Regions from separate parts of the Homo sapiens genome. Here region 2 is linked to region 1. Evidence: read pairs that join two places in POLR2A ChIA-PET (ENCODE). Cell type or tissue: HCT116. All regions are shown on one strand. Each heading gives the region's core, and the rest is flanking DNA. Links, peaks and the distances in the headings are about the cores only.

Evidence for each region. ChIA-PET counts read pairs that join two places held together with the same protein. Peaks named below come from ENCODE experiments on the same cell type or tissue, not always from the same donor. Only the 100,000 strongest peaks of a DNase experiment are listed, where the experiment ranks them.
Region 2: POLR2A ChIA-PET joins it to region 1 with 7 read pairs; 6 of 35 experiments call an interaction of 5 or more read pairs at or near these places.

What each region holds. Positions count from the first base shown.
Region 1 is chr4:186,843,968-186,846,888 of GRCh38, forward strand. The region is part of intron 1 of LOC102723906 (a long non-coding RNA gene); the gene reads left to right. Among named protein-coding and RNA genes, the nearest start is that of FAT1, 120 kb to the left of the region's middle. In HCT116, for the core only: no CTCF peak of the experiment used is centred there; DNase peaks (open chromatin) are centred at 453, 1,294 and 1,684; H3K4me3 peaks cover 2,444 bases; H3K27ac peaks cover 2,500 bases.
Region 2 is chr4:186,734,665-186,737,585 of GRCh38, forward strand. No RefSeq gene overlaps it. Among named protein-coding and RNA genes, the nearest start is that of FAT1, 12 kb to the left of the region's middle. In HCT116, for the core only: no CTCF peak of the experiment used is centred there; a DNase peak (open chromatin) is centred at 1,357; H3K4me3 peaks cover 1,097 bases; H3K27ac peaks cover 2,500 bases.

The DNA.
Region 1 (2,921 bases), core at 316-2,815:
CCCAGGATGGAGTGCTCCTAGCTCACTGCGGCCTCAAACTCCTGGCCTCAAGTAGTCCTTCCCCTCGTCTCAGCTTCCCAAAGTGTTGAGATTACAGGCGTGAGCCACTGTGCCTGGCCACAGCCTAATCGTTTTTAACTGTTAATTAGTTTTCAGTTGGCTCATATATCATAACATACGTAGCCTTCAAAGATAGCTAATTTTGTTGTCTCTAACTTCTCATTGTGATAACCAAGCCTGCTGGGAAGGGGTTACTGAAAGAGAAACTGCACAAAGGGCTGGATTCTTCCTTGGCACTTTTGTTTTTGTTGCTTTACTTTTGCTCAAAATCTGACTGAGAGGCTAAATTCACAATGGGAGGTCGATTCTGTTTCTTTCTTACAAATCCCAGTTCCCTCTTGATTGTATCACTCAGGAGCCTGGGAATAGGAGGGAGGAGCGCCGGTTTTCTGTGCTGTGCCACTGTGGACTGTATCCTGCAGACATTTCTAATGCCGAGCTCACTAGCCAGGAAGTCATGTCAGCTGTGGAAATGTTCAGCTTAGGAGCTCACCATATCTGAATCGAATCCAAAACTTTTTAAGGACCTGGATTAAGTAAACTATGCTAGGGATTCAGGCTGTCCCTTAGCTTAATAAAGAATGGACCACTTCAAAGCCAACCCTTCATTGTCTAAGTTTTTTTCCTTTTTTCCCCTCTGTGTGAGTTCAGTCTGTTGACATCTTTTGCTGTTTTTCTATGTCGACTTTCATTTTGGGTTGGAAAAGTGAGGCTCATGCATTTTATACGGCAGTTATCAGAAGTACATCTGATTCAAAACCACACAGTGTTGCTATTGATTGTATAGCGATGTTGGCATGGATCATTTAAGGTAAATGTTATTTTCATGACCCCAAAGAGGAGGCTGTCACAGAGAAATATTATGTAATAATTTCCACCTTGCAAGAATGCAATGACCCCAAGAATAACACATTTTAATTCTTAAACTATGTGGAATTATCTATTTCAGCTCACTTCAAGCAGCATGGAATTTAGTTTTATTTCAAATTAGTGTCTGCTACTTGTGTGAAAACCTGTCAAAGTTTATAGCCTGGGAAACTGCTTTAAAGTAAAAATGAATGCTTTAAGTCTCAACATTCCTTTGTTAAAATGTAAAAATGCAATGGGGAAACTGCTTTCTATTGCTCATTCTTTTAAATATTTGGAGCTCTCTCATTATGCCTTGACCTGTTACAGCAGGCAGCACCCTCCACATAAACAACTTCCTCCTTTTTCCACAGAGATAAAAATGAGTCATGCTGGTCACCACTCTTGTAAGGCCTCCCATGTAGACAGGGTTATTTTTAATGCCCCTCGTGGAACCTGTGGAGTCTCGTGGATGGTGGTGATGAGCGGGCCAAGAGTGGCTGCCTCCCTGATGTCCCTGCCATGTGTCCCACACAGGCTGTGGCATGGGAGACAAAAGGCCACGCTGAAGTCCACAGGGCTCTAAGGCAGCCCCTGCCTCCTCCGCCTGTGATTTGCTAGTGACTGTGAGTCATTCACTCATTTCTTCCATCTGATAAAGCTAGTGGACATGAAGGGGAAATGGCAAAGTTTTCTTATCATCTTAGGAGCCAGAAGCCAAGTCTACTTTCAACTGCTTCTCTGTTAAGTCCTCCGTCAGGGAGCACTTATGAGGGCTCAGCGTTTGGAAGAGAAAGTGCCCGATTGTGTAGACACCACAGCAAAGGGGGAAGAAGGGAGTTAACACAAGGAAAACCTGTTAGAGAAGAGAAGGAATGTGTTAGATGTTTTTCTCACCTGTCACGCTCTATTTCCTTACCTTTGAACAATTTCATGTGTTATACCTCATGGCAGACCTTAAAAGGCAGGTTGTTCAGTGATGTCTAAGAAAGAACTATGTTTTTAAAATTCCTTTCCCTGGGGATTAAAAGTTTAGGAAGATTCTCAACTCAAGACACACCAAAAGCTCATTCGACCACATCCCCACCCCCCTACCTCCCCACCATGTCTTTTGTACATTTTTTTTTTCCTTTTAGAGACAGGATGTCACTCTGCTGCCTAGGCTGGAGTATAGTGGTGGGATCATAGCTCACTGCAAGCTCGACCTCCTGGATTCAAGTGAACTTACTGCCTTGACCTCCCAAGTAGCTGGGACTACAGGCGTGCACCACCATGCTCGGCTAATTTTTAAAATGTTTATGGAGATGGGGTCTTGCTCTGTTGCTCAGGCTTGTCTCAAACTCCTGGCCTCAGATGATCCTCCTGCTTTTGGGTCCCAAAGTGCTGGGATTGCAGATGTGGCCCACCACGCCCAGCCTGAACATCGTCTTTCTTAGGTGACTTCCTCCACATAGTTATTTGTGAATTGTAATATTGTGTGGCAATATTATCCAAAAAGTATTTGTTTTTATTGTATTTTGCAATCCCTAGGACATATTAAATAGCTCAAGTGATGGGATGTTCTTCTTAAAATTCGATCTCATAGTCTAAAATGGTGACTTGCACATGAGTTAGCCTCATTAAGTCCTGGACGAATGGCAAATGCTATAATTTCCTGTCTCACTTCTGGATATCACAGTGTCATCTTAAAAAAAAAAAAAAAAAAAGGACAATCTCTTCATTCTCCACTTGAGTGCTAAGGGAACTGAGTTCTTAACAAAACAAACAGAAAATCATTTCTTTGTGCAATTCAGGCCTTTTAAGTTTACATGCCTAGAGAGTTGTGTAAAAATAGTGCAGGGCTGAATCTTCCAGTGAAGTTATTTTTTCTAACGGAACAATTTCTGAAAATTGGGACTGAAATTATAGTTTGCACATTGTAATGCACTGAACTTCCCTTCTACTTTCCTCTAAATAGCATTGTACTGTATCCAATTGCAGGGATGGGATAAAATTACCACGGAAGATTTCAGAGT
Region 2 (2,921 bases), core at 151-2,650, 110 kb before region 1:
AGAAGTCCAAGACTGAGGGCCCAGCACCTGGCAAGGGCCTTCTCTTTATCAGCATTCCATGGTGGAAGGTGAGAGGGTGAGAGAAGGCAAGAGAAAGAACAAGAGGAGATTGAACTTGTGTTTTTATAAGGAACCCACTCCCTCCATAATAGCCTTAATCTGTTCATGAGGGTGATGCCGCCATGCCCAAATACCTCTCCCTAGGCCCCACCTCCCAACACGGCCACCTTGGGGATCATGTTTTCAACACCTGAGCTCTGGGGGACACATTCAACCCTCAGCAACTATAAAAGACACCGAGGTCTCTCCTGGCTCTCTCTCGCTCTCGCTCTCATAGTCTCTCCTGTTATTCACTCTGGGGAAAGCCAGAAGCCCACGTGATGAGGAATGGAAGGCTTCTTCTAACAGCCACATGAGTGAGCTAGAAAGTGGGTCCCCAGCCCTAGCTGTACCTTCAGATGACTGCAGCCCCAGCAGACATCTTGACTTGTGCCCTCATGAGGGCCCCTGAGCCACATCACCCAGCCGACCACACCCAGACCCCTGACCATCAGAAATGATGGGAGTTAACAAATGTTTGTTGTTTAAATTGCTATGTTTTGAGGGAATCTGCTACTCAGCAATTGATAAAGAAATTTGGAATAAATTATTATTGGCTATTAATAAAATATTATTGGCTTTCTACCAATAATGTTATGAGGATGAGAAAACACTTGGTAAACCATTAAGGACTACCACGAATGTTAGAACCCTGTGCATAGACTGGAAGAAAATGTATAGAATAGTTCTATCCAAAGACTCTATGTGATGATGGGAATGTTCTATCTATGCTGCCCTGGGTGGCACTACTGAGTACCTGACAGGTGGCTAGTGCAAAGTGAGGAACTGAAGTTTTAATTTTATTTAATTTTAATTCATTTAAATTTAAACAGTTATATGAGGCTAACGCCTACCATTTTGGACAGAGCAGGTCTAGAGACTTTCTAAGCCAACAAATGACTTGCAAAATCTGGTCAGTGAGAATACAGCACATACAGCTTGTGGGCCTGTTTTCTTCCCCCATTGTGACTTTTCTAAAGGAAGACTTGTGTTATTTATGAGGCCCAGAAGTGATGGATTGAGTTCCATTGAACAATTATTTCCTTCCTGGTTTAAAAAAGAACTATGCATTTTGTAAAACTGGGTTTTCTGAGACCTCAGATTTCTCTTTGTATGTACATGTTCAATTTATCAGACATGAAATTATGGATTCAGTGGACTGTCTCACCCAACTGGCTAATTTGCATGATTAATTGAAGAGGCATGCAATGCAACTGTGCCCAGTTTCCTTAACCACACCGGGCACTGCTGATTCATCCACCTGGTGGATGAGAACGACTTCAAACCTGAGGGCTTGTTGGCCACACTCTATTTATTCAATGATGTCATCTGGCAAATATGCAACACAAAATACAGCTTGAATGGCACTAAGTTACTGGTGGTTATAGCTAAACTTGACTAGAGATAGACTTCAGTGTATGCAAAATTGTATTAGAGCTTATAGGATAGCACGTATTTCATGCTGTTATCAGAGTAGGGAGGTTGATCTAGATTTGCTTATTCTTTTTAGTTGGTTTTTTTTTTTTTTTTTTTTTTTTTTTTTTTTTTTTTTGAGACGGAGTGTCGCTCTGTCACCCAGGAGGCTGGAGTGCAGTGTTGTGATCTTGGCTCACTGCAAACTTCACTTCCTGGGTTCAAGCAATTCTCCTGCCTCAGCCTCCTGAGTAGCTGGTATTACAGGCACCCACCACCATGCCCAGCTAATTTTTGTATTTGTAGTAGAGACGGGGTTTCACCATGTTGGCCAGGTTGGACTTGAACTCCTGACCTCAGGTGATCCGCCAGCCTCAGCCTCTCAAAGTGCTGGGAATACAATGATATATGTTGAGTTGTGCTTTGTAATAAAGCTAATGGTCACTTCAGTGTTGACGGCATCCCATCCCTCAGTCATGTCAAGTCATGCCTTTATTCTCAAGCTTGCAGTCACATTATTACAAGGTAACCACAGCTGCTCTAGACATTCATCAGGGCGGGATGAGGGGCATCGGTTATCTCCACTCACGTAAAAAAGAAAAATTGCATCCTTACTGCACACTATAAACATAAACATTTTCTTGATGAATTAAAATGTAAAGCTGTAAGGCCAATTGTCAAATGATTTGGAAGAAAATATAAGAAAATAATGTATTTGGGACTATGGAAGGATTTACTGTGTAAAACACAAAGTGTTTTTAAAATGAAAGAAAAGATTAACAAATTCAATTACATAAAAATTAAGAACCTCTATTAAAATGTGAAAATATACAGACTGGGAGAATATTCATACAATACTGTATTATTCAAGCAATACTATATTATTGTATGAATACTGCGGACCACCTGAGGTCAGGAGTTCGAGATCAGCCTGGACGACATGGTGAAACCCCGTCTCTACTAAAAATGCAAAAATTAGCTGGGCGTGGTGGCATGTGCCTGTAATCCCAGCTACTGGGGAGGTTGAGGCAGGAGAATCACTTGAACCTGGGAGGCAGAGATTGCAGTGAGCCGAGATCGTGCCACTGTACTCCTTCCTGGGCGATAGAGATTTCATCTCAAAAAAAGAAAAAAAAAAGAAAAGAAAAACAGGCAGAGATTAGATAGAAAAATGGAAAAAAATCATGAACCTATATTTCAGGAAGAGGAAATATGAATAGGGATTGTACATGCAGTGGGTTGAGTGGGGACTACCATAGGGACATGTCCTAATCCCCAGAACCTGTGAATCCTTTTGTGGAAACAGGGTCTCTGCGGATGTAATTAAGAATCTTGAGATCATCCTGGATTATTTGGGTGGGTCCTAAATCCAATGACAAGCATCCTTAGAAGAGCCATCCCGGGGAGAG